Linked DNA regions of Homo sapiens: regions 1 and 2 are each linked to region 3. The links are chromatin loops, found by intact Hi-C in ENCODE. Cell type or tissue: ascending aorta. All regions are shown on one strand. Links, peaks and the distances in the headings refer to the core of each region. The heading gives the core; the rest is flanking DNA. Region 1 overlaps SUMF1 (sulfatase modifying factor 1). Region 2 holds the start of LOC105376933 (a long non-coding RNA gene). Region 3 has its middle 48 kb from the start of SETMAR.

Region 1 (7,451 bases), core at 140-5,139, 66 kb before region 3:
TCTTTCTCTCCTCATTTGGCTTGTCAAAGAGTTGCCTCTTCCCAGTTTCCCTGCTCCTTTTGAGAGGCCTATTCCAAACCTCATGACATGTTTAATCTTTACATTCTGTTTCCATTATTAGCGGGTCTATGAGGAAGAAGACGTCTGTCTTATGGATAAGTAATTGTGTCCTCCCAGGTTGCCACTGTGGAAGCCCAGGCCTTGGGTATAGGATTCACATGATCTTGAGTTCCAGATTGGAATTCTTTGAAGCCACCATCTAACTGGAAAACCACAGAGAGCCAAGTCGGTCAGCAAGTCTCCAGGGTGGCAAGGAAATAATTATCTCAAGCAAAAATAGAGTAACACTTTAAACCCTGGAGATTGAGCAAGGTTTGGGTTAGGACTCAGCATCTCAGCAGCCCAAGAAACCTGCTCTCCTAACCTAATTTTTCAGATGCAGTTTTTAAGTCTCTATTTTTAACAACATTCCTGGTTATTGCCCTTATTGTCGGGGAGCTGCGAGTATAGGAAGTTCAGCTTTAGGGATATAGCCCCTTGACAAATGTCAAACATCTTTCAAAGCCTCAATTGGAAGCCGCTGTGCTGCAATTAGGCTTCGAGGTGGAAAGTCATAGGATTCCTGGGTTTCTCAGGTGGACTTGGCTTCTTAGCTCCCAGTTAATATCTGCTTTCCTGAATTTAGTAACAGAGGAAAATGCTAAGGGAGGAAGGAAAACCCAAAAGGGGAATGTATGTTATCCATGCAGTCAACACCGATGGATCTTCTGAGAAGAGTACCTCTGTTGTCTGTGCTGGAAACAGTGACTGGCACATGATAGGTACTCAGTAGATGTTTGTTGAAAGAATAAATGAAAGGCCTGGTGTAATTACTGTGGGGAATTCAAAGGTGTATAAGGAATGGACTAGGAATTTGTAGCCCACTTTTAAAAAAGTGAGCAGGGAATTCAGCCAAAGCCATCTAGTGCTGGGTGAATGAGTCTATCCCCTTTTTCTCAGTTTTTTTTCCCCAAACTTCCACACCCTTTATACCCTCAGGAAAAAAAGACCGGCCTCTTGTAGAGGAAAAGTAGAAAGACACAGAATTGAAAGCCAAGGGTCACAGGTTGGGTTCTCTGGAAACAGAGGCTGAAACAGAGTTTAGGATGCAGAATGTTAGGGCCCCACACCTGTAGAAAGCAGGGGCCAGAGCAGGACTGGGCAGAGGGAGAAGTCAAAGCCACAATGCAGGTCCAACCAAGCTCCACCCAACACAGGGGCCTCTAGGGTGTATATGGCCCATAGGTTGAGCCACTGTAGGCTGAAATGGCTGGCTCTGTATGCCCCTGCTGTGGTTGGTTAGTCACTGGTTTCTCTGAGATGGCTGTCAGCTCTGCTGAACCCCAAAGGAGCTGAAAGCTCCTGCTGGCCCTCCTAGCAGCTGGAGTATCTCCGCATCTGCCATACCAATGACATTCTGTGGGAATCCGAGCCTACAAAGTGAAGAAATGTTTTGAGTCTAGTTCCCAGTGGAACTGTAACCCATTTGGGAGCCTGGGTTGTCAGAAACCGTTGGTGGAGCATGACAGATGTAGCATGGCTGGGGTTTGACTTAAGGACCAGGATGACCTCAGTGTCACAGATTGAACTGAGGGGGATTATGGGCGCTTTGCTGAAGCCAGCTCCTGCTTCTTGTTCTGATTGGTGTCACTTTTCATTCTACTTTTGCTCTTCCCCAGGCCGGATCATCCAGTTCTCCATGTGTCCTGGAATGATGCGGTTGCCTACTGCACTTGGGCAGGGAAGCGGCTGCCCACGGAAGCTGAGTGGGAATACAGCTGTCGAGGAGGCCTGCATAATAGGTATTTAGAGGATCTCATTTTGCCTGACAATATGTTGGTCATTTGAACAAACAAACAACAACAAAAAACTCCATGGAACTTACTTTGGTTAGAAAGTTAATAACGACAATAATTCTTTTTCTTATTTTTCCACGAAATTACTTAGAAGACACTGGAGAATGGGTCACAAATCTTTTATCACCCCTAAACCAAGTGTCTGGCCAAGTGGGCTCCCTCCAGCCCCAAAGCAAGTCTTAGCAATTCAACCCCCTTGAGTTACATATCACTGCTTAGAACTTCTTGGCAGACTGCCCTGCTTTTAGCATTTTCTTATTTTAGGCATCTCCTGAAGCAGCGGTATGTCTCTGCTTCTAGAGCCATGAGACAGAAAACTCATGTTGGGTTCACATCTTCTAGGAAAGGCTCCTTAAAATAGCCCAGGCTTTATAAAAAAGTGTGGTGTGGTGGTGCCTGATCACACTACCATATAAGTCCAAAATGAGGTCTACTCTCCCAGCTTTCTATAAGTCCTTCTTTTAGTTTTGTGATTTATTTCAGGCCTCCTGAGTACCTGGGCAAGACTGAGGCTGTTGTGGACGTGACATGAGAAGTTATAAGGAAATTGAAAATAAATCCTGATTAAAAGCTTTATTTATTTATATATATATTTTAACTGGCTCACTCAGAACAAGCAAGCAATGTTCTCTTTTTCATTGCATCCCTTCTCTTGACTTTCATCCAAAACCTGTGCCTGTTTGACAGGCTGATGCCTGTGTCTCTTCTGACAGACTTTTCCCCTGGGGCAACAAACTGCAGCCCAAAGGCCAGCATTATGCCAACATTTGGCAGGGCGAGTTTCCGGTGACCAACACTGGTGAGGATGGCTTCCAAGGAACTGCGCCTGTGAGTAATGAGACCTCTGCAGGAGGGTGGCAGCTGCTGAGAACTGAGGCTCCCAGTAGACATGGGGTGAAAGGCATTGCTCACTTTGTGACTCACACGGTGTTCCCTTCGTGTATGCATTCACTGTTGCACGTAGCAAATACTAATAATTAAACAGATTTTCTTTTTGTATAATGGATTTCCCTTTCTGATTCCATAATACTTACTGTAGATTATTTGGAAAAATGAGAAGACTATAAAGGAGAAAGCTAAACTGTCCTGGAATTCTACCACCCAGAAATAATACCTGTTAGCATATTGGTGCATTTCTTCCCCATTTGTTCTCTGTGTTGATGATGCTAATAATGGCGTGTAGTTATTGAGTGCTTGCAATGTGCTGGGCATTGTGCGCCAAGGCATTTGCATGAATTGTCTCATTTACTGTCCATTCAACTCTGTAAGGTAGGTACTATTATCCCCATTTTCCAGGTGAGCATTCTGAGGCACAGAGAGGTTAACTAACTTGCTCAAGGTTACACAGCTGGAAAGCGGCACAGCTGGAATTTGAACCAGGTCGGTTTATTTCCAAAGCCCATGCTCTTAACTACCGTATTTGCCAGCATATGTGTTTCTGGTGTATATGTATCATATTTTTTTACATATTGCATTTAGGTAAGACTGGATACAGTATTTAAAATCCTACTATTTTTTCCTGCCTATATCAGAAACGTTTCATCTGTCATTAGCAGTATGCCACAAATACATTGTCTTTCAGCAGCTGGATAACCTGTCATAAATAAACCCCAATGTATTTACTGGAAACAGGTTATTTCTGTTTTTTTTTTCTACAGTGAACATCTTGTACATAAATATTAACCTACGTCTTTGATGATTTTTGAAAGATAGATTAGATTCCCAGCAGTGAAATAATTCAAAGTCTAGAAAACTTTCTGGGTAAGAGTTTCAGATATATGGCCAAACTGTTTTCCAGAATGCTTGGGGCATGTTTTCCTCTATTGGTGTATAAGAAATCTTTTCTCACCGTTCTTTTGCTGGCATAATCATATACTCATAAAGCCATGTCTTAGTCTTAGTCCCTTTGTGCTACTGTAAGAAAATACTACAGACTGGATAATTTGTAAACAACAGAAATTTATTTCTTGCAATTCTGGAGGCTGGGAAGTCTAAGACCAAGGCAGCAGCATGATTGATGTCGGCTGCATCCACCAGAAGGGACTAATGCTGTGTCCTCCCCTGGCAGAAGGCAGAAGGCGGGCAAAAGAGCACTCACTTCAACCTTGAGCCATTTTATTTACTTATTTATTTATTTATTTTTGAGATGGAGTCTCACTCTGTCACTCAGGCTGTAGTGCAGTGGTGTAATCTTGGCTCACTGCAACCTCTGTCTCCTGGGTTCAACCAATTCTCCCATTTCAACCTCCCGAGTAGCTGGGACTACAGGTGCACACCACCACACCTGGCTAATTTTTGTATTTTTAGTAGAGACAGGGTTTTACCATGTTGGCCAGGCTGGTCTTGAACTCCTGACTTCAGGCGATCCTCCCGCCTCAGCCTCCCAAAGTGTTGGGATTATAGGCATGAGCCACCGCACCTGGCCCTTTGATGATTTTTTAAAGATAGATTCCCAGCAGTGAAATGATTGAGTCAAAGGTTAGAAAACTTTTCTTGGTAAGAGTTTCAGATATATGGTTGAATTATTTTCCAGAACACTTGGGGCATGTTTTCCTTTATGGGTGTACAAGAGTTCCTTTCTCACCATTCTTTTGTTGGCATAATCATATGCTCATTTGAAATGAGCTCCATTCCAAAGACACAGGTGATGGCTTTTGTGGCCCTCATTTGGACAAGACCGTGATAATCATTTCTTTTATTTTTCTGTCTGTTTTTTTTTTTTTTTTTTTGAGATGGAGTCTTACTCTGTTGCCGAGGCTGGAGTGCAGTGGCGTGATCGTGGCTCACTCCAACCTCCGCCTCCTGGGTTCAAGTGATTCTCCTGCCTCAGCCTCCTTAGTAGCTAGGATTATAGCTGTGCACCACAATATCTGACTAACTTTTGTATTTTTAGTAGAGACAGGATTTCGCCATGTTGGCCAGGCTGGTAGGTGATCCTCCCGCCTTGACCTCCCAAAATGCTGGGATTACAGGCATGAGCCACTGCGCCTGGCCTGTGATAAGCATTTTTGATGAACCAAACGAATGATATAAGTGCCTGTTCATTTTAACAAAAGGCCATGACAGGGTTTTCTTGGACAGTTATGCATATTTGACAGCACTTGCAGCTACAGTTTCTTTTCTATTTAATTACATGAGCTACCAAGGAATATAGAGCCATTTACTCTTCTAAAATCAGTGTACCTTTTCAAAAAATACAATGTTCAATATGAAATAAGGACACTCTACAGATGTTTAGAATTGGAATATTTGACTGAAAGTTCAGCATATGTGTGGGAAATTGACCTGAAGAAGTTGCCATGGAAGTTACTAAAACAGATTAGAACATTTACTGGGAGTCCTAAAGGAACCAATTTGACAAACAGGACTAGAGGAGAAAGCAAGCAAGCCAGCCAGAGAGAGACAGCTGCCATCTGTGTTTAGAATGAGTCTTAATGAGATCTCTATCTTATGGCAATCGTTTACACGTAGTATCTCAAGTCCACCTAAGCTGCTCTTTTGTGTCCACATGCTCTGGTCAACTGGAGCAGGAATTTAACTTTGATAATGAGATGGACTACAGGGAAATAGCTCCCTGACCTGATATTTCATGTATTTATTATTTCAGGTCTCATTTTATTTATTTGAGACAGGGTCCTGCTCTGTTGCCCAGGCTGGAGTGCAGTGGCATGATCACAGCTTACTGCAACCTCAGCCTCCTGGGCTCAAGTGATTTTTCCACCCCAGCCTTCCAAGTAGCTGGGACTACAGGTGCACACCATCATGCCCAGCTAATTTAAAAATTTGTTTGGGGCCAGGTGCGGTGGCTCATGCCTGTAATCCCAGCACTTTGGGAGTCTGAGGCAGGTGGATTGCCTGAGCTCAGGATTTTGAGACCAGACTGGGAAACACAGTGAAACCCCGTCTCTACTAAAATACAGAAAAATTAGCCGGGCGTGGCAGCATGCACCTGTAATCCCAGCTACTCAGGAGGCTGAGGCAGGAGAATTGCTTGAACCCAGGAGGCAGAGATTGCAGTGAGCCAAGATCAGGCCACTGCACTCCAGCCTGGGTGACAGAGTGAGACTCTATCTTAAAAAAAAATTTTTTTTTTGTGGAGGTGAGGTCTCATTGTGTTTCCCAGATTGGTCTTGAACTCCTGTCCTCAAGCTATCCTTTTTCCTCAGCCTCCCAAAGTGCTGGGATTACTGGCATGAACCACCACACCCAGCTAGACCTGATTTTATACTGAGCAAACTATTTTGACCACAGTGAGACTAAAGAATTTACATTTTGCCATTCTGCTTGTTACACAATGATTAATTTTGGCTTTAACGCATATCAGCTTATTCATCTGAAAATGTGCCAGGAGTATTCTCATATACATTTGTTTGCTTTTGAGGTTCCTGAGAGGAAGCTTTAGTTAGTAGATTGGTTTAATAGCAGGCAGTTAACATTTTTATTTTCCTTAGTGGCATACTCACCTATGGTAATTTTAGGGGTGGTGACCTCCACATTCTACTTCACTTAAACATCAAATTATTTAAGGTGGGTAAAGAAAAAAATACCCAAACCCTTGAGTAGGTACTATTATTTTTCCCATTTTACAGACAAAATAGCACCCATATAGGTTAAGTTGCTTGCCTAGTGTTAGCTGTTAACTGTTGGTGTCACTGGGTCTGGTGCCTCATGCTTATAATCCCAGCACTTCGGAAGGCTGAGACAAGAGGTTTGTTTGAGCCTAAGAGTTCAAGACCAGCCTGGGCAACATGAGGAGACCCCATGTCTACAAAAAATTCCAAAAATTAGTCGGTTGTGGTGGTGCACACCTGTGGTCCCAGCTACTCGGGAGGCTGAGCTGAGAGGATCGCTTGAGCCTGGGACGTTGAGGTTGCAGTGAGCTGTGATTGCATCACTGTACTCCAGTCTGGGTGACAGAGCAAGACCCTGTCTAAAAAAAAAATAGTATTGATGCACACATAGGACCTCAGGCAGACTGATTTGAGAGCACCTCCACCTGTGCTCTATAAGTCTGGAAAATGATTCCTTCCTCCAGTGTTTGTTTCATCTGTTTTTGTTTGTTTGTTTGAGACGTAATCTCGCTGTGTCACCCAGCCTGGAGTGCAGTGGTGCCATCTTGGCTCACTGCAACCTCTGCCTCCTGGGTTTAGCAATTCTCCTACCTCAGCCTCCTGAGTAGCTGGGATTACAGGCGTGCACCATGCACCTGCCTGGCTAATTTTTTTGGTATTTTTAGTAGAGACAGGGTTTGACCATGTTGGCCAGGCTAGTCTTGAACTCTTGACCCCAGGTGATCTGCTCACCTTGGCCTCCCAAAGTGCTAGGATTACAGGCATGAGCCACGGCACCTGGCCTGTTTCATCTTTTAACCGCACTTGCTCCTCTGGCTCCTTTCCTTGTATTCCTGAAATAACTGAATTTCTTCTTTTCCTTCCTACCTCTCCCAGCTATTACTCTACCATGCTCTTTTTGATCATCTCCAAATTGTTGAAAAAGTTGTTTATGCCTGTGGCCTCTTCGTTCTCTTTTGAACTCTGAGCCCTATTTGAAATCTGC
Region 2 (10,545 bases), core at 2,934-7,933, 230 kb before region 3:
TAATAATTAGTAATTATTATTATAATTAATAAAATAGTAATTATAATTAAAAAATTATTATTATTATTAAGAAGAACAAAATACATGGAGAAGACCAGACTGACCGTTTACCAGGGATGAAGCATTCTTGCTTCTGTCCAACCAGGGCCAACTCAGCTATAAAAAGCCAGAAACACCATAATGCAGTCAACCACTGACTACTCTCATTCATCATAAATACTATTCATCATCTGCTTATGGCCAGACACTGTTCCAGGTATCAGGAATACAGTGTTCAACAAGACAGATAAGGTCTCTGTCCTCATGCAACTTAAATTCTACAGAGAAAGATAAAGAGCAAATAAGTAAGGAAGTAACACGACATACAGTGTTGAGAGTAGTACCTGCTATGAAGACAAAAAAAAAAAAAAAAAAAAAGCAAGACGAAGAGGAGACACAAAGGGGGGAAGCAGCTAGAGGGATAAGTTGGTAAGACAGGAAGGTCACAGAGGTCTCTCAGGGGTGGTGGCATCTGTGCAGAGGCGTGAAACAAGTGAGGGCATGAGTCCTGCAAGAGAGAATTCTAGGCAGGAGGAACATTAAGCACAAAGGCTCTGGGGCAGAAATGAGTTTGCTGTGTGCAGGGAACAGGAAAGCAGCCAGTATGGTTAGAGCTGAAAGAACCAGGAGAGCCCGAGATAGGCCCACTTCCAGAGGCAGGCAGGGGCCTGGTCTTCTCATACAGCTGTTCTCAATCCTGGCCGCATACCCAGAGATTCTGATCCAATTTGTCTGTGATGTATCCCAGGCATGAGGTTTTGTTTTGTTCGTTTTGCATTTTTTTTTTTAATTCTTCTGGGTAATCTTAATGAGCAGTCATCCAGGGTTGAGAACCTGGCTTGATTCTGTTCCACATGAGGTGGGAGGCTGGTTAAAGCAGGCACAGGATGACCCAAATGGCTTTATAAGGACCACTCCAGCTCCAGCCATGGTAGAAAGACTGTGAGCCATCAGGACTGGAAACAAGGAGATCCACTACTAGAAGGCCACAGCAGTCATTCCAGACTAGTGACACTCACACTGCAATTGCCTGCAAACTACCTGGGCATCTCCTCCAATGCATGTTATGATTCAGGGGGCCAGGAGAGGGGTTGAGATTTGCATTTCTAAAAAGCTCCCAGTTAATGTCAATGTTGCTGGCTCCACAGATCACCTTAAATAGCAAGGATCCAAACCAGTGTTTTTCAAGCTGCAGATCACGACTGAAACTGGGTCATGAAATGGGCCTCAACCACCATTTGTTTTTTCACGAAATAAGAGAATGAAATATCAGACTATACTGCAAACAGTAAAGGTAAGTACTGCTTTGTGAACCTTTTGCTTATATATATGAATATGTCTCCTAGGTTGCAGTTTTATATACACATATATGTGTGTATTTTTTTTGAGACACAATGAGACAGCATTTCACTATGTTGCCCAGGCTGATCTCAAACTCCTGAGCTCAAGCAACCCTCTGCCTCACCCTCCCAAGTAGCTGGGAGCACAGGTGCACGCCACCATGCCCAGCTGAAATAAATTTCTTGCTATGAAGTGCAGTCAAAGAAGTCTGGGAAACAATGGTCTGGGTAGCACAATGACGGTTTAGAGCAGAATGAGGGCTGTAGACTAGGTGGTGAGAAGTAGGCAAATTGGGACTATAACTGAAGGCCTAGAAAACTGGACTCAGATGGCTAAGATGTGACGTGTGAGGGAGGGAGAGAAATCAAGACACTACAAGCCAAAACAGTCACTATACATCACGATGGGGAAGACCAGGGATGGAACAGGTTTGAGGCAGGGAGACACTGCCAGTTGGAGACAAATTATGTCTAGTATGCCTGTGAAGTCCATTCAAGTGGAAGTGTCACTTAGAAAGTTGGAGATGCACATTTAGCTCTTGGGAGACAGATGGGCACTGGAGAAACAAATCTGTTAGTCATCAGCACATTTAACCTCAAGGAGTGGATGAGATCATCTAGAGAGTGAACACAGATAGAGATGAGAGCCAAGGCCGAAGCCCGGGACCAGCCCAGCATTTAGAGGTGAGAAAGCGGAAGAGAGAGTCAGGGAGATCCAGAAGGAACAGCAGAGGAAGTTCTGGAGAACCAGCAGAGAACTGTGTCTGCAAAGCCAAGTGAGAAAATGACTTCACAGCTGCTTTGAATACACGTTTAAAAACCCAGTGTAATATTAAAATACACCCCACTAACAGGCTTTAAAAAAAAAAAAGAAACAGGTATGCACATACGTAAGTACACTCAAAGAAAAAAGTCTGCAAAGTTACAGAGCATTCTGGTAATAGCTAGCTCTAGGGTCAGGAAGAGAACAAGGAACAAGCCTTTGCAGCAAGAATATGAGAAGACTGTATGCATCTACTTCTTATATAATAGAAAATCATTTCTTAAACCTCTTAATGATTCTGATATGCAGCAAGGTCTAGGGATCCCTCAGTGGGGGTGCTTAAGGGGACAGCTAAGCATCAAGTGTCAGATTGAACCAAATGTCTTTGAGGACTTTGTGATTTTATATGACTAATTTCATACCAAGAGGGGGGAAAATCAATACAGTCTTAACAGAGCAGGCTTGGCAGTAAATATGCTTAGGGAGAATCTCCCTACACAGCTTCTATTTTGGATTCCAGCAGGCTATTTAACAAAAGTCAGATGAGAGGTGTTAAAACCTCTGCAGAAGCTGTCTTTAAGAAGACTCCAGGAAGCATGATTTGCAGCCTTCAGTGACAAAGATTAGATACTAAGCTACTAATTAGCAATGCTTGTCTTTTTAACAAGTCCTTCCCAAATTGAGACAGTTTCTCTTTCAGTATCTTCCCATTTTGCTCCTTTTTCTCACTTTATCCTGTGGGCAATTACCTCCAGTAGGTTGTTGGAAGCCACAAATTCCAGCCAGTGTGAGACACAATCCACTAAATAGACTGAAAGGGTAAGAGAGTACAGTCAAAATGCACAGTCCAGACCCCAGCTACTCAAAATGAGAAGTGTGGGCCGGGCAGGGTGGCTCATGCCTGTAATCCCAGTACTTTGGGAGGCCAAGGCAGACAGATCACCTGTGCTCAGGAGTTTGAGACCATCCTGGCCAACGTGGTGAAACCCTGTCTCTACTAAAAACACAAAAATTAGCGGGGCATGGTGGCATGCACCTGTAGTCCCAGCTACTGGGGAGGCTGAGGCAGAATTGCTTGAACCCGGGAGGTGGAGGTTGCAGTAAGCCAAGATTGCCCCACTGCACTCCAGCCTGGGCAACAGACCAAGATTCTGACTCAAAAAAAAAAAAAAAAAAAACCATGAGAAGTGTGAACCAGCAGCATCAGCAGCACTGGGTGCTTGCTAGAAATGCAGGCCCTTGGGCCTCAGTGCAGATCAGATAGCAGGCTGTTTCGGAATCTGCATTTTAATAAGATCACACAGTACACCTGCAAAGTTTGAGAAACTCTGCCTTAATGCAAAGCAAGCCGGTCGTCGAAATCTCCAGGGAAATGTAAAAAATATTTATTCCCGAGTCTTATACCAACTGCAAGGATGGAGCCAGGGAATATAATTTTTTGAATCTCCCGGGTGATTCCCAGTACAATCAAGCTTGGGAATCAATGCCTTAGAGAACCCGCAGGTCGGAGACCTACCTAAGAGGTGTATGAACAAGAGTCAGAGAAAACCACAATAAGGTAACAAGTGAAGGGAAGTTTAAAAGAGAGCATAGCAACAAAGCAGGGCAAAGATCTGGCCTCATGCAAGAAACAGTGATCACCAAACAAACCAATATGCATTTAATCTAGGTAGTCCTTGTACCACGAGCTCCAGAGACTAGTTGTATTAAAAAAAAAAAAAAAATCCAGCCTGGGCAACACAGGGAGACCTCATCTCTCCAGAAAATTAAAAAATTAGCTGGGCATGGGGACAGTGCCTGCAGTCCCAGCTACTCAGGAAGCTGAGGTGGGAGGATGGCTTGAGCCAGGGAGGTCAAAGCTGCAGGGAGCCATGATCGTGCCACTACACTCCAGCCTGGGTGACAGAGCAAGACCTTGTCTCAAAAAAAAAAAAAAAAAAAAGCACTCAAGGCTACTTGCCGCCAGACAGTGACTTAAATAGCAGTAAGAAGCAGCATAGCAAAGCAGTTAGGCCGTTTCTAGAGTCAGACTACCAGGGTTAACACTTCTAGCTAACCATGTTGCTGTGGGCATGTTAATCCTCTAAGCCTCAGTTTTCCTCAATAGTAAACCAAGGATATGACTAGCACCAGCCTCATGGTGTTGCTGTATGGTAGAAACGGGTAAAGCTTTCAGAACAGAACAGGTGCAACAAAAGTATTAAAAGTGCATGTTACCATGTATGTTTATTGCGGCACTATTCACAATAGCAAAGACTTGGAACCAACTCAAATGTCCATCAGTGATAGACTGGATTAAGAAAATGTGGCACATATACACCATGGAATACTATGCAGCCATAAAAAGATGAGTTCATGTCCTTTGTAGGGATATGGATGAAGCTGGAAACCATCATTCTCAGCAAACTATCACAAGGACAGAAAACCAAACACTACATGTTCTCACTCATAAGTGGGAATTGAACAATGAGAACACATGGACACAAGGAGGGGATCATCACATGCTGGGGCCTGTAGGGGGCTGGGGGGCTAGGGGAGGGGTAACATTAGGAGAAATATCTAATGAAGGTAACAGGTTGATGGGTGCAGCAAGCCACCATGGCACGTGAATACCTATGTAACAAAACTGCACGTTCTGCACATGTAACCCAGAACTTAAAGTATAATATAAAAGAAAAAAGAATTACACAGTTAAAAAAAAAAGTGCATGTTAGGCTGGGTGCGGTGGCTCATGCCTGTAATCCTAGCACTTTGGGAGGCTGAGGCAGGTAGATCACTTGAGGTCAGGAGTTCGAGACCAGCCTGGCCAACATGCTGAAATGCCGTCTCTACTAAAAATACAAAAATTAGCCGGGCGTGGTGGTGCACACCTGTAATCCTAGCTACTTGGGAGGCTGAGACAGGAGAACTGCTTGAACCTGGGAGGTGGAGTTTGCAGTGAGCTGGGATCGTACCACTGCACTCCAGCCTGGGTGACAGAGTGAGACTCTGTCTCAAAATAAATAAATAAGATAAAAAATAAAAGTGCATGTTAGTAGTAGTAGTAATCATAATTAGTATGACAAAGAGTTTTGTGTACCAGGACTGATAAGGACAGGTAACTAAATCCAACTGAGAGACAGAACTCTCTAGTGCAGAATGACTTAAGGCAGTTAAATCAAAACATTCTGTATATTCTATATAGAGAGGTAATTGGTTGGGTTTCTATGCTTGGCCCAGCATTAGGCAAATAGGTTCATAACATACCTAGCATATTGCTTTGAATTTTCACAAATTTGCTAGCTATTTTCTAAAAGGAAACAAATACCCAGAAGAGTATAGGACTGAACTGAGTATCAAGATGACAACACAACTGCCCGGGCAGGGAACAGCCGCACACAGTTAGGACCCTCGGAGGGTGGGTCTCACCAGCTCTCACTGACGTGGGTAGACCAGTAATACACTCTGACAGTGGGCAAGTCAGTTTTCATTCTGGTGTTTCACATTCAAAAGCTACCCTTCTGTTTTTCTCCTTTACTCCCTCCACCCAGTCGATTTCTAGATGTCTTGTATTTGCCTCTTCATTTGCTTCATTTTGTCTCTTCATTTGCTTCATCTCCTATGATGGGGACAGTCCCTTAACTTCACACCTACACTCCAGAAATGAACTGCAGGGCAAGGGAGATGAACGGGGGTCTTTCTGTGACAGGCAGGGCTGGAAGGGAGAAGCAAAGCCAAAGACAAAAAAAGCCTCCACCAACAGGTTCTTGAAAATGAAAGTGAGTTCCGGAGCTTCACTAATTCTCCCACTGAGTGGCAGCCTCCGCATTCTGGGAGGGAAAAACGTTTCCTTCGGCCCCCTCCCTCCAAACTCTTAATAAATTCAACTTCCTTTCACAAAAAAAAAAAAACCCACTAACTCTCTGGGCAAAGAGAGAAGGATTCACTTACATCAACCTCACTTCCTCTCCTCTCCTCTCCTCCCCGCTTCCCCGTTCCCACCTTTCATCAGAAAGAATATAACTATCTTTCTGAGGACTGGGGGGCCTGTAAACTTCGTTTTTAGGCTAAGACACAAAACGAATATAAGCTCCAAGGAATAAGCCACATCTTCTCATCTCTTTAAAACTTAGGCTAATTATTTTTACAACAATGCTACTTAGGAACCAGAGAAGGATAAGTTGTCAGGATTCTGGATTCCAGTTGGTTTGGGGGACAAGAAGGGGGTGAGGTGGGTGCTGAGAACATGACTTCATACATAATGAACATGAGAAGAATAAGTTTCCCTATAAACAACATCAGAGGAGGTACTGAAGATAATAATAAACTGTGAGCTTCATTAAAACTTAGGATGTGCAAATTTAACGTGAGCAAAATTATGTGTTTCTTATAAGGGATAGGAAAAAGCCCCCAAAGAGATAGAAAGAATGCAGAAATGAAAAGGATAATTGGGGAAAAGGCAATCTAAATACCAAGACCCTGGGAAAAGCGAGAAAGCCATGCCCATTCCAGGCCCTTGGACGAAGCAAAAAAGCCAGCATCTTTTGTGAGTACCTAGTTTCAAAGGGAAGTTTACATTGAACTATGTATCTGATGTGTAAACATCTCATTAGTGAGGGGTACATCACCACCAGCCATGGGTGGTGAGAATTCTTCAGGGTACCCCCATCCTGCAACTGCCCCAGTTCAAATCAGATACCCCAGAGCTGCAACCAAGCTCAAGTTCCCAGCGCAGAACTAGATGGAAGTGGGAAATAGTCCTTGAAACTGGTGAAACAGCCCTTTCCAGGAATAACGAACCCCGCAGCTTTACCAAATAAGGCAAGTGAAAGCTAAAAGCCAAGGAGGAACAGGCTCAAGCTGTATCTTTCCTAAAACTAGCCAGCTGGATGATAGAAATGTGAGTATCTCAATTCCACTAGCCTGGATTGCACAGGGGAAGAGAAAATGCTGAGAAACTACAAACGGAAAAACATTTTGCCAAGGAGAGGCCTGTAACGCACTCATCCCAGCCCCTGCAACAACCTTCAGGAAGTTTCAAACCCACGAAGCTGCTAAACATTCCCTGTGAAACACATAACACAAACTGGAACGGGTGTCCATGCTATGATTAGTGAGAAAAAAAAAAGTTAGTGAAAAAACGCTAACTTTTTTTTCCCAAGTCTACATTTGTAGAGTTTTAGAGCATGAAGTTCAGATATAACATGGATATTATCATAAAGTGACACAATGAATTTCCATTTTTGAAACTGAAAATATTTATGAGACCACTTCCATTTAAACGTTTATTTAGCTGTATTTTTTTGCTTCCAAAGAAGGTCCAAATCCAATTTCCTGTTGTAGCAGATCTCCCTTATAGGAGAAATGGCTTGATTTTTTAGAAATCTTCTTCTTCTCCTATATGCCAAGAGTTTGTACATGCTGAGAAAATTTTAAATAAATATTGGAGAGGAAGATTGCTAAAGTAAAGGCTGGTGGGTGAAAAGAAAGAAAGAAGGAAAATCTGCCTAGGGTTCTGATTTAGATTTCACCACTGTCTTCTTCAGGTCTCAGACAACGTGCCACCAGCCCAAAGAGCACAGACATACTAAAGCAGAGGCAGCAGCTTCCCTGAAGCACGCACAGAGCTGGAAGAAGGAGAACACATTCCATACATTTTTCTAGAAAGTCTAGTATTGCTTTCACTTCCCTTGAGTCATTTAGGTTTCTGAAAGCTAATCATCTCCCAGAAAAAATCTAACAGATGGTAAGACACTTTCACAGCCATAAAGAGATGTATACAAAGGGTTAAGAGGCTTAGAAAGAATACGTTGTCCAGTCAATTGCTAGTCTGTTCCAGAATGAATCCTCTCTATCCACTTCCTTTTCATGCAACATGGTCAACCACTCATCATCTTGGATCTTTTTTTGTCCTTGAAGTGTGGAGCTGATAACACAAATCTCAGCAGAATAGAGAAGCACACAAGACTATGTCCATCTTCACACCCACACCGGAGAACAGGCTGAGTGCATACACATGGACGCGTGGGGAGAAGAGGAGGTGACCATCCGTCCCTTCACAGCATGCTAACAATTTTGTCAACTGGCTCCTCAACATACTCAGGCTGGGGTGGCGGGGGTGGGGGAGGACATTTTCCTACAGACACAGTAGGAACATGGCCTCTAGGCATTAAATTAACCAGCGGTTTCTTTGGCATGTTCGAACAAGTCTAGAACCCAAAGCGCATATGCTAAGGGGAGAGGAAAATTGCCTACTTGATAAAAATAAGCGGTATCTAACCTCTGAGCTCAGAGCTTGATTTCTGATGCCAGTTTGATAAGACTGGCAAATGCACTTCTTGGTAACAACACTGAGGCCAGTACGGGAGCACCGAGTATTCAAGTCTCACACATAGCATGACTTAAGAAATGACAGCAGCATTAGGAAATGTGCTAAAATTTTTAAAGGCGTAACAACCCTGTCTTCTGGTTACCCTAACCTGTGATCTGTTTATTTCCATTTTCCTTTTTAAAAAAAAAAAATCCTAAAAAAAAATAAAACTCACAAAATCTTCAAGACCCAAACAGACTATTTCTTTTAAGCAATAAAAAAGAAAAAAGCCTGTCTAAATTATTTTAACAGTTTGTGTGGGCAAGATGACATTTTGAGTCCACAGGGACAACTGTAGGTCCCTCCAACACCAGAAAAGCCTCAGAATGACCTTGCAAAACTAGTTCTTGGGCACAATTCCTGCCGTACACTATTTAGTTATAACCAGGGCAGAAAACAACACGGTTCCCCCTACAGTCATTTTTGCATCACAAATGGTTTCTGAGCATTTGGTTATTTTTAGCACTTTATACAGTGGAGTCTGCACAAAGCAAAAATAGATGTTTGCTTCATATAAAACTTGTAATGGGGTGGGTGTTGCTTGTTGTCCCAGACTCATTTAATACTGAGTTGAGATGGCTCCCAATATAGATTACCACTACCATCCCAAATATTCCTAAAAGAGGCTCGTGGAGAATATGGCAACCCACCTAAAACTGATGTAAAAGCAACCACCATACACCATACTGGTCTGGGAAGAACAAAGAAGCCTTTCCTGGGAGTTTTTAACCCTACACCAGGGAGTGAAGTCAGGACAGAGACTAGCATAGCACCACAGCATCACTGCAGATGTGTTTCATCATGCAGACCGCCTTCTGAAGAGGACAAGACTCACATGGGCCTCTCTGTAGCACAGAAGGTGCTGACCTTGCCTGGTCCTCCTCTACCCTGCTGATGCTGCCTCGGCAAAAACACTCTCCAAGGTGGCTGGGCTGTCGGGGTGGATTTGGGAACCTTCTAAATGATCCTTGGGGGAATTACTTGGAATTTTTTATCAGTATGTGAAACAAGCGGTATTTTAAGCTTCTGAAACGTTTGAGTTTGGTATGTGGAGGAGTCGGGACAGGTTTATATCCCAGGTCAACACAATTAAGTCTTATGAGTTATGGAGTTCAGAGGTAGAGAGGTTAGTTAACTGCTCTGGCACCTAACGTGATTGGTATTTACAGAAGAAATATTGGCTGCTCCGAGATGGAAACGTTCACTCCTCCTGCCTGACGTTACTCTTACTGTCGGAATCTGCTCAAGGGCGCCACTCACCCTATGTGCCCACTGTATCCCTCTTCCCCAAGAGGCGGCCCCATTCAGTGACTGGCAGGTTTGGGAGAAGGACTAGGCATGCTCAGTACAGCCTCTGCGGCTTGCTCACTGAGGATCTGTTGTAATGGGCTCAGCAACAGAAATTCTGGCCCTGCAAGAGGTTGGGGGTAAGGACAGTAGTGGAGGACTATGAACAACACCTGGGACGGCAAGGCAAAGGCCACATCCTTGACACGCTTTACCAGTGAGCTGCAGGACACAGGCACAGCAAGCTCTCTGCTGTTCATCTGTCACCTCCCCGTATCACTTGTTCTCCTGCCAGGGACATTAGGAGATTAGATGACTAGGCTAATTTGAACAATTGGCTTGGCAGTTCTTACAAAACAAAAGGTGGGGGATCTGTGGGGTTCTCCTGTCCTGCCCCCACTTTGAGAGGGTAATGTGGGTCATAAGGAATGGCTGGATGAGTTAAAAACCACTTGTTTGAACCAAAAGCCAGACAATCCTTATCGAACCTAAAACTTAACCTTCCTCCTCACTCCTGAATACTTAATGTTAATATCCTCCATCAAGGGCACGTGAACCATATATGCTTTAAAAAATAATAATAAAGGTTTTTTGGTTTTTTTTTGAGACGGAGTCTGGCTCTGTTGCCCAGGATGGAGTGGAGTGGCATGATCTCGGCTCACTGCAAGCTCCGCCTCCCGGGTTCACGCCATTCTCCTGCCTCAGCCTCCCGGGTAGCTGGGACTACAGGCTCCTGCCACTACGCCCAGCTAATTTTTTGTATTTTT
Region 3 (10,545 bases), core at 3,272-8,271:
TTTGCATTTTTGTGTGAAGCCTTCTGAGTTTTTAATGTTGGCAACCAACTAATATTTTTAAAAAGCAAACACTGTGAAGACCTAATAAATTGCTTCTGCAGCCCCGTTTCATCTGCGGGGTGCCAGTTTGCATTTGCAGCCTAGATTATGAAGAGTTGATACGTTTCACAGAGCAAAAAAAAAAAATTGTATGTATTTATTTCTGAAGAGTGACTGATCAAGTAAGTAATGTACTAGCAAGAAATGTATAAATGTAAGAAAGGGTCGTGGCTTGCCCAGGGACCTCATCTCGCCTAGAAATGCCTTATGAGACTCCTGTCCTCTGTCCCCACGCTGTCCCCACGCTGTCCCCACGGAAAACCATTTAACAGCCATCGGTGATCTCAGCAGAGCCACTGGCAGCCCATTTTCATTAACTTGAGCACTTATGGCTAAGTTTGCAGATTAGTATCAGAGAATAGCAAAATTTTAATTTATTGACTGTTGATTTAATTTTATTTGTTAAAACTTAATTCTCTGGATACAAACCACCCTAGAGCAGGCCTCATTTTTATAGGTTTTCCAGAATCAGTTGTGCTATTAGTGAAAGCTAGCCTTTGTTGTTTCAAATGCTTAAAACACCATGGAAATTATTAACTCCGAGAGCCTCAGATGGAGCTTTGGCACGTGGCCAGAACTTCCTTCCTCTGACTTGTGTTTAGACCATTAGAGCAAGAGTTTAATTAATTTTTTGATTAAGCAAAATCATTACAGACAATATTCAGGTAGGCTGTAAAATGAGAAATGCTCTTTCCTGAAACTTGCCCTATTTAGGATTGGAAAGTTCAAGGGATTAGTACCAAGGGGGCGGAATTTTTCAGCTTCAGATCAGATTCTAATCTGCCCCCAAAGTAATTGACCCCAGAGTCATCATTATGAGAAGGCTGGTTGGGCCTTTGGAATTAGTCACAGTTGTCAGGGAAGAAGGCGATTCCAGTTCAGAGTAATTGAAGGTCAGATAGGATTGCTCTCCCGCCCTTGGGTCTGGGCCATATTTGACAAACCCCTTGTTTTCTTTGCCGAGGGGAATGGAAGACTGATCAGAGCAACTCTTTTCTAGCATATTAGCTTGGACCTCAACAGGGTAATGCTAGAAGCTGTGAATGAACACTTAGGGGAAAAGTGAAACCACTAACAGACTATCAGAAGAGCAGAGATAAGGCTTTCCTTGTCAGGTGGCACTGATAAAAGGTTCACCTACATTTACTTTGGTGCCTGTGGTGAAGAGCCATTGGTTGCATTTTCAAAGTCCACAATTTTTCTCTGCTCTACACCTTTGCCAAATAAGATTTTATTTATTTACCTTTAAATGACATGGGAAGGATGTCGTTTTAATCTCTTCAATCACTGTCTTTTATTTTTATTTTTCTGAGACAGAATCTTCCTCTGTCATCCAGGCCCGAGGGCAGTGGTGCAATCATGGCTCACTACAGCCTCTACCTCCTAGGCTCAGGTGATCCCCCCCACCTCAGCCTTCTGAGTATCTGGGACTACAGGCACATGCCACCATGCCCAGCTAGTTTTTTTTATTTTTTATTTTGTAGAGATGGAGTTTTTCCATGTTGCCTAGGCTGGTCTTGAACTCCAGGGCTCAAGCAATCCACTTGCCTCAGCATCCCAAAATGCTGGGATTACAGGCGTGAGCCACTGTGTCCGGCGTCACTGTCTTTAAAAGGCAGTTTAGCATCGTGGGTAGAGAGCCTTGGGATAAGATTGTCTGGGATCATATCCCTGCACCACCACATACGTAACTGTGCCACTGTAAGGCAAGCAATGTCCTCTAAGGTAAAATGGGAATAATAATACCTACCTTGTGGGGTTGTGGGGAGATATGAGAAAATGCAAAAATAAAGTGCTTAGCACAAAGTACTTGGATAAGTGCTTCCCAGATACTGGGATAAGTGCTTCCTAGGTACTTGTTCCTGTTATAAATATGACTATTAGAAGCAAAGGAGCAGGAAGGTACTACCAGATGGTCCTGGGCAGCCATGGAGTTACAGCCACAGAGAAGAGGACAAAATGGGCTAAGAGTAAGAAAGAACAAAGAGACTGCATAGAAAAGCTTAACCTTGACCCCCATATCAAACATTAAAAAAGAAAAAAGCTGGCATGATTAATCCCCAAACTTGTGTTAGTACTTGAATTTGGAAATACCTGATCCTGCGCGGTCGGTCTGTCCCACGAAGTTCTCACGGAAGGGGAAAGTGAGACCTGGTTATCGCTACCTATATTGTGAAACTCTGGGTATTTTCTTCTTGAATCCACCTCACAAAGAACCTCTAGCAGGTTTAATACCAATGGAAAAGTCATTTGTGGACATAACAATAATTAAAAAGAAGGAAAAACGAAAAGGGAGGATAGTCTGTTGGCCCATACTGTGTTGATCTGCCTGTTCAAGGTTTTCTGTGGTGTCTTCAGTGCTAATTTGCATTTCAGTTTTAGAGAATAGTTGTTTGGGTAGTTCTGCCTCATTGTTTACATTCTTACTTCTTATTTAATCCTTCTTTGATATTACTGGTTCAGGATTTTAATTCTAACTACATAAATTACCAGACTTAAAAATCAAGATGGGGGCTGGGCAGGGTGGCTTATGCCAGTAATCCTAGCACTTTGGGAGGCCAAGGCAGGAGGATCACTTGAGGCCAGGAGTTCATGATCAGCCTAGGCAACATAGTGAGACCCCATCTCTACAAAAAATAGAAAAATTAGCTGGGCATGGTAGCATAGTCCTATAGTCCTAGCAACTCAGGAGTAAGACTGAGGTGGCAGGATTGCTTGACCTCAGGAGTTTGCTATGATCACACTGCTGCACTCCAGCCTGGGTGACAGAGCCATACCCTGTCCCTAAAAATCATAAAAATGAAAATAAACAAATGAAAATCAATATGATGTCCAAGTAGAAGGGTTCAGGATGTGGCAGACAGAACTCACTACAACCTGTTGTAGGAGGTTTTATCTAGCTCAGCAGTTCTCCAAGTGTGGTCTGGAGACCCCAGAGACCTCCAGCCCCCTTTCAGGGGGCCTGTGAGTCAAACTGATTTTCATAATAATATTAAGATGTTGTTTGTTTTTTAAATTATCTAAGAGTATACAGTAGAGTTTTCTAGAGACTGTATGATATGTAGCCTGAGGGCTCACAGAATATGAGCTTGTATATTTTTATGTTAAAAAATTAGGCCGGGCGCAGTGACTCACGCCTGTAATCCCGGCACTTTGGGAGGCCGAGGTGGGCGGATCACGAGGTCAGGAGATCGAGACCATCCTGGCTAACACGGTGAAACCCCGTCTCTACTAAAAATACAAAAAATTAGCCGGGCGTGGTGGCGGGTGCCTGTAGTCCCAGCTACTCGGGAGGCTGAGGCAGGAGAATGGTGTGAACCTGGGAGGCGGAGTTTGCAGTGAGCGGAGATCACGCCACTGTACTCCAGCCTGGGCGACAGAGTGAGATTCCGTCTCAAAAAAATTCCTAATCTTAATTTTTTCTTAAAATGTAAAGATGAGGGTCTCACTATGTTGCCCAAGCTGGTCTTAAGCTCCCGGCCTCAAGCCATCCTCCTGCCTCCAGCTCTTGAAGTTCTGGGATACAGGTGTAAGCCACCATACTTGGGTCAATCTTTTAATATGTTCAATGTCTGTAGATATATTGCACATTACAGAAATTCTGTGGGGTCCTCAATGATTTCTAGGAGTGTAAAGGGATCCTGAAACCAAAAAACCTGAGAGCTGTTCATCTAGGAGAAGAGCAAGGTCTGACAGTGACTGAATCTGTCTTGGGAGAAAATGACAGCCTTTCTCCATCTCTTCTAAGGACGGTCAAAAAGAATTGGGTTTAAATGACCTCAAGAGCAAGTTAAATTAACTGTTCAGAAGCACTTCCTTCCTGTTTGTTTTGGGAGACCTCTTAAATGTAGAGGTGAATTTGCTTCCCTGGCCCCTTCACAGACAGATGGCCCTGCCATGGGGTTGTCACCCTTTTTTTTTTTTTTTTTTTTTTTACACGCAGCAATAATGGACCTACATCCTTTGGAACATAATTCTATGCATGGACTACCCTCAACAATCCTGTAGTTGGAATCACTTTGTATAAAATGTCTCCCAAAAAGGGCTTTGCAAGTATTCGGTGCAAGTCATGGAAGATTCCCTGACTATTGCAGCCTCCACTCAAGGTGACATTGTGGTGGGACCCTGCCATGTCCCCAGCCATCTTTCCCCAGATGGTGGCTGTATTATAAAGCCATTGAGGAAGGTGAAAGTGTTACTTTCTGAAACAGCTCACTTTCTCCTGGTAGACTGTGTTCATTGTGCGGTAAATTGTGGTTGTTCTATGTCTTCTCTTGTCTTGGCTGGTTTGCTTTCCAGGGCCAGGCACTGTACTGGAGGCTTTGTGTACATGACCTAATTTAATTTGCAGAGTAGTTTTTGGGGGGGAACTGGTTATTTTTGGTTAATATTCCCAATGTGCACTTAGAAAACTAGGACTCAAGATGCCCCAGGTGACACGGTTGAGTGAGGCAGAACCAGGACTCACGCCATTTTTGTGACTTCCGTTCTCTCTACTGTATCATTGAGTCCATTGTTTTATTGTGAGTTTGGGGTGGGGAGTGGTGGACTGAAGACGGGAGATTACTGGGGCAAGGGATAGCTTGCAGGAGTAAAAAGGCAAAGAGTGAGGAGGTGGAATGGATTAGTGGTTAAGAACATGGGCTCTGGAGCCAGACTGTCTGGGCTTAAATTCTTCTCCTACCACTTACTAGATTTGTGACTTTGGACAAGTTACTAAATCTATTTCTTCTTCAGATTTTGAAAATTATGTGCAAGTACTTCTAGAAAAGGTACAATCAAGGCAGGAGGGTTAAAGCAGTCAGTATAGAGGGATCTGAGTGTAAACCTTTGACCTGCTTTAAATCCACTCCAAACTTGAAGGGTTGATGCTTAGTCACACTGCAGAAATTATTCTCAATGTGGTAATGAAGTGGCCGAGGCTACGACTACACATTTTTGAAAGACGTGTTTCCATCACACCTCCCTCCCCACCCATGTGTCACTTCTTTTTTAAAATGATGATGTTACCCTAAAGAAATGGACTTTTTTTTAGGGGCGGCGTGGAAGAAGGCTTGGGTGCATGGAACACATTCATCCACTGGAAAACATGATCAAAAGGTGCATTATCAGCTCATTCGTTCCAGGCACAAATACATAAAAAGAATGTGGCTGATAAAGACGACTGAGATCAGTGTGTGAAGAATGAAAGGAAAAGTGTGCTGCGTCATCCTCATGAAATAGCGGTCTGAAAAAGTATATGAGAGGACTTCCTTGATAAGATTAAATCCCCTGCTCTTTGTAAAACGAGGCTAAAGTTTCTTACTTGCTTCTCCTAACTCTGTGGCTGGGCTCAAAAATGGGTATTGTTTCGTTAAGACTCAGTTTCAGGGCAGCTTCCAACTCAACATTTGCTTCTGTTCCAGAACATTTGTAAAAATTTGATTCAGAGCAGGGAGGGTGGGGAGACCTCACTAATATGGGAAACATATTCACATTTGTAATTTTATATTTATTAATAAAACTATTTGCTTCAGGACATATTAGGCAAGCCAAAGGCTGAATCACATTGATGATTGCCTGTGAGCTTTTACCTTTGAACAATCTCTTGTGGAGCCAACCCTTGTACCTCCGTCTGTGGGTATGGTTTTCCGTGGAGTGGTAGCTCAAAGTGGTTTTATGTGTGATGTTCTCCCTCTAGTGGCCAGTTTGGGTTTGTTGTATTGGTTTGATTTTTTTTTTTCTTTTTTTGTTGTACAAATGATCTCTAGAGTTGGCAAACCTTTTATTTAGGGGTAGTGTGGATTTGGGAAGGCTAGGAGGTATGAGCAAAAAGGGAGGGGGTGCAAAATTTTATTCCATAGGTGAAACAGTTATTCTAAAGTGTTTGTTCCAATTGCTAGCTTTTTAAAGAGGAGGAAGAGAAGGAGATAGAGAATGTGACCTGCAGAGGTGAAGAGAGCTCTGGAATAATTTGTCATCTTTTTACTGTAATCATTTTCTGAACTTCTACTGCTTTAATTAAGAATTATCTCATTTTTAACTATTTATCAAGTTTCTTTGAAAATTTATTATTTTTTAGTTATCAGAGCTTTAATATACCTAGGTAAAATTAGAAACTCAAAGCATAAATAAAATTTGTATAGAAGCTCCTCATTCTGTGAGTTTCTGGTCTTCTCCCATATCCATGCCAATAGGTGACTACTATCAACAGTCTATCTTTCCAGACTTTTAAAAACGTATTTACAAACATTTATACTACATGTATATATGGATATATATTGAATATATATACACACAATTATACACACACAATTATACACACACAATTATACACACACACACACACACACACGCATATACACACACAGAAAGTGGTGGCTCAAGCCTGTAATCCCAGAACTTTGGGAGGCCAAGGTGGGCAGATCACGAGGTCAGGAGTTTGAAAACACCCTGAACAACATGGTGATTTTATATACTAAAAAATGGTGATTTTTTAATACTAAAAAAAATACAAAAATTAGCCTGGCGTGGTGGTGCATGCCTGTAATCCCAGCTACTCGGGAGGCTGAGGCAGGAGAATTGCTCAAACACGGAAGGCAGAGGTTGCAGTGACCCAAGATCGTGCCACTGCGCTCCAGCCTGGGCGACAGAGCGAGACTCCATCTCAGAAAAAAAAAAAAAAGAAAATAATACGTAATATATACAACTTATTTTTTTTATTTCTTCTAAAAAAAAAAACCGGATGCATGTACAGAACGTGCAGGTTTGTTACATAGGAATACATGTGCCGTGTTGGTTTGCTGCGCCTATTGACCCATCCTCCAACTTCCTTCCCTTCACCTCCTACCCCGCAACTGGCCCTGGTGTGTGTTGTTCCCCTCTCTGTGTGGATGTGTTCTCAATGTTCAACTCTCACTTGTGAGTGAGAACATGTGGTGTTTGTTTTTCTGTTCCTATGTTAGTTTGCTGAGGATAATGGCTTCCAGCTTCATCCATGTCCCTGCAAAGGGCATGATCTCATTCCTTTTTATGACTGCATAGTATTCCATGGTGTATATGTACCACATTTTCTTTATCCAGTCTACCATTGATGGGCATTTGGGTTGGTTCCATGTCTTTGCTATCGTAAATAGTGCTGCAAGGAGCATACATGTGCGTGTGTCTTTATAGTAGAATGATTTATATTCCTTTGGGTATATATCCAGGAATGGTATTGCTGAGTCAAATGGTATTTCTGGTTCTAGATCCTTGGGGAATCACCATACTGTCTTCCACAATGTTTGAACTAATTTACATTCCCACCAACAATGTAAACACGTTCCTACTTCTCCACAGCCTCACTAGCCTCTATTGTTTCTTGATTTTTTAATAATCGCCATTCTGACTGGCGTGAAATGGTATCTCATTGTATTTCTCTGATGATCAGTGATGTTGAGCTTTTTTTCATATGTCCATTGGCTGCATAAATGTCTTGAGAAGTGTTTGTTCATATCCTTCACCCACTCTTTGATAAGGTTGTTTGTTTTTTTCTTGTAAATATGTTTAAATTCCTTGTAAATTCTAGATATTAGACCTTTGTCAGATGGGTAGATTGCAAAAATTGTCTCCTGTTCTGTAGATTGCTTGTTCACTCTGATGACAGTTTCATTTGCTGTGCAGAAGATCTTTAGTTTAATTAGATTCCATTTGTCAATTTTGGCTTTTGTTGCAATTTCTTTTCACATTTTTGTCATGAAGTCTTTCCCCATGCCTATGTCCTTAATGGTATTGCCTAGGTTTTCTTCTAGGGTTTTGTTTGTTTGTTTGTTTGAGACGGCGCTTCGCTCTTGTTGCCCAGGCTGGAGTGCAATGGCGTGATCTTGGCTCACCGCAACCTCTGCCTTCTGGGTTCAAGTGATTCTCCAGCCTCAGCCTCCCGAGTAGCTGGGATTACAGGCATGTGCCACCACACCTGGCTAATTTTTTTTTTTTTTTGTATTTTTAGTAGAGACAGCATTTCTGCATGTTGGTCAGGCTGGCCTCAAACTCCTGATCTCAGGTGGTCAACCCGCCTCAGCCTCCTAAAGTGTTGGGATTACAGGCTTGAGCCACTGTGCCTGGCCTCTTCTGAGGTTTTTATGGTTTTGGGTTTTACATTTAAGTCTTTAATCCATCTTGAGTTAATGTTTGTACAAGGTGTAAGGAAGGGGTCCACTTTCAGTTTTCTGCATATGGCTAGCCAGTTTTCCCAACACCATTTATTAAATAGGGAATCCTTTCCCTATTGCTTGTTTTTGTCAGATTTGTGAAAGATCAGATGGTTGTAGATGTGTGGTATTGCTTCCGAGGTCTCTGTTCTGCTCCATTGGTCTATATGTCTGTTTTGGTACCAGTACCATGCTGTTTTGGTTACTGTAGCCTTGTAGTATAGTTTGAAGTCAGGTAGTGTGATGCCTCCAGCTTTGTTCTTTTCGCTCAGAATTGTCTTGGCTATCCAGGCTCTTTTTTGGTTCCATATGAAATTTAAAATAGTTTTTTCTAATTCTGTGAAGAATGTCAACAGTAGTTTGATGGGAATAGCATTGAATCTATAAATTACTTTGGGCACTATGGCCATTTTCATGGTATTGATTCTTCCCATCCATGAGGATGGAATGTTTTTCCATTTGTTTGTGTCCTCTCTTATTTCCTTGAGCAGTGCTTTGTAGTTGGAGAGGTCCTTCACATCTCTTGTTAGCTGTATTCCTAGGTATTTTAATCTCTTTGTAGCAATTGTGAATGGGAGTTCATTCATGATTTGGCTCTCTGTTAGCCTGTTGTTGGTGTAAACGAATGCTTGTGATTTTTGCACGTTGACTTTTGTACCCTGAGACTTTGCTGAAGTTTCTTATCAGTTCAAGAAGTTTTGGGGCTGAGATGATGCAGTTTTCTAAACGTGAAATCATGTCACCTGCAAACAGAGACAATCTGACTTCCTCTCTTCCTATTGAATACCCTTTATTTCTTTCTCTTGCCTGATTGCCATGGCCAGAACTTCCAATACAATGTTGAATAAGAGTGGTGAGAGAGGGCATCCTTGTCTTGTACTGGTTTTCAAAGGGAATGCTTCTAGCTTTTGCCCATTCAATAAGATATTGGCTGTGGGTTTGACATAAATAGCTCTTATTATTTTGAAATATGTTCCATCAATACCTAGTTTATTGAGAGTTTTTAACATGAAGGGATGTTGAATTTTATCAAAGGCCTTTTCTGCATCTATTGAGATAATCATGTGGTTTTGTCATTGGTTCTGTTTATGTAATGGATTATGTTTATTGATTTGTGTATGTTGAACCACCCTTGCATCCCAGTGATGAAGCCCACTTGATTGTGGTGGGTAAGTTGTTTGATGTGCTGCTGGATTCGGTTTGCCACTCTTTTATTGAGGATTTTTGCATTGATGTTCATGAGGGATGTTAGGCTGAAAGTTTCTTTTTTTGTAGTGTCTCTTCCCGGTTTTGGTATCAGGATGATATTGGCTTCATAAAATGAGTTAGGGAAGAGTTCCTTCTTTTCAATTGTTTGGAATAGTTTCAGAAGGAATGGTACCAGCTCCTCTTTGTATTTCTGGTAAAATCCAGCTGTGAATCTGTCTGGTCCTGGGCTTTTTTTAGTTGGTAGGCTATTAATTACTGCCTCAATTTCAGAGCTTGTTATCGGTCTATTCAGGGATTCAACTTCTTCCTGGTTTAGTTTTGGTTGGGTGTATGTGTCCAGGAATTTATCCATTTCTTCTAGATTTTCTAGTTTATTTGTGTAGAGGTGTTTATAGTATTCTCTGATGGTAGTTTGTAATTCTGAGGGATCAGTGGTGATATCCCCTTTATCATTTTTTTATTGCATCTATTTGATTCTTCTCTCTCTTCTTCTTTATTAGCCTAGCTAGCGGTCTATCTTTCTATTAATTTTTTCAAAAAACCAGCTCATGGATTTGGTGATTTTTTTTGAGGGTTTTTTTGTGTCTCTATCTCATCTTCAGTTCTTCTCTGATCTCGGTTATTTCTTGTCTTCTGCTGGTTTTTGGATTAGCTTGCTCTTGCCTCTCTAGCTCTTTTAATTGTGATGTTAGGGTATCGATTTGAGATCTTTCTAGCTTTCTGATGTGGGCATTTAGTGCTATAAATTTCCCTCTTAACTCTGTTTTAGCTGTGTCCCAGAGATTCTGGTACATTGTCTCTTTGTTCTCATTGGTTTCAAAGAACTTCCTGATATCTGCCTTAATTACATTATTTACCCAGGAGTCATTCAGGAACAGGTTGTTCAATTTCCATGAAATTGTGTGGTTTTGAGTGAGTTTCTTAATCCTGAGTTCTAGTTTGATTGCACTGTGGTCTGAGAGACTGTTTGTTATGATTTCAGTTCTTTTGCATTTACTGAGGAGTGTTTTACTTCCAATTATGTGGCCGATTTTAGAATAAGTGCCATGTGGCACTGAGAAGAATGTAT

Evidence for each region. Peaks named below come from ENCODE experiments on the same cell type or tissue, not always from the same donor. Only the 100,000 strongest peaks of a DNase experiment are listed, where the experiment ranks them.
Region 1: a loop joins it to region 3, with 2.7 times the contacts of the local background. A loop is called at or near these places in 9 of 110 quality-filtered maps.
Region 2: a loop joins it to region 3, with 4 times the contacts of the local background. A loop is called at or near these places in 36 of 110 quality-filtered maps.

Annotation. Positions count from the first base shown.
Region 1 is chr3:4,412,400-4,419,850 of GRCh38, reverse strand. SUMF1 (sulfatase modifying factor 1) reads left to right here. Exons shown (of 9, transcript NM_182760.4): 5 at 1,719-1,841; 6 at 2,609-2,723. It also overlaps the pseudogene MRPS10P2. Among named protein-coding and RNA genes, the nearest start is that of SUMF1, 51 kb to the left of the region's middle. In ascending aorta, for the core only: a CTCF peak has its summit at 2,782; DNase peaks (open chromatin) are centred at 2,110, 2,700 and 3,120; H3K27ac peaks cover 3,709 bases.
Region 2 is chr3:4,580,047-4,590,591 of GRCh38, reverse strand. All of the region lies in intron 4 of ITPR1 (inositol 1,4,5-trisphosphate receptor type 1), which reads right to left. It overlaps LOC105376933 (a long non-coding RNA gene), which reads left to right and starts at 6,374. Exons shown (of 2, transcript XR_007095798.1): 1 at 6,374-7,021; 2 at 7,668-8,672. In ascending aorta, for the core only: a CTCF peak has its summit at 5,921; DNase peaks (open chromatin) are centred at 5,949 and 6,911; H3K4me3 peaks cover 2,668 bases; H3K27ac peaks cover 4,560 bases.
Region 3 is chr3:4,346,221-4,356,765 of GRCh38, reverse strand. It overlaps a transcript of SUMF1 not described here. Among named protein-coding and RNA genes, the nearest start is that of SETMAR, 48 kb to the right of the region's middle. In ascending aorta, for the core only: a CTCF peak has its summit at 5,772 (motif pointing left); DNase peaks (open chromatin) are centred at 5,117 and 5,722; H3K4me3 peaks cover 973 bases; H3K27ac peaks cover 2,445 bases.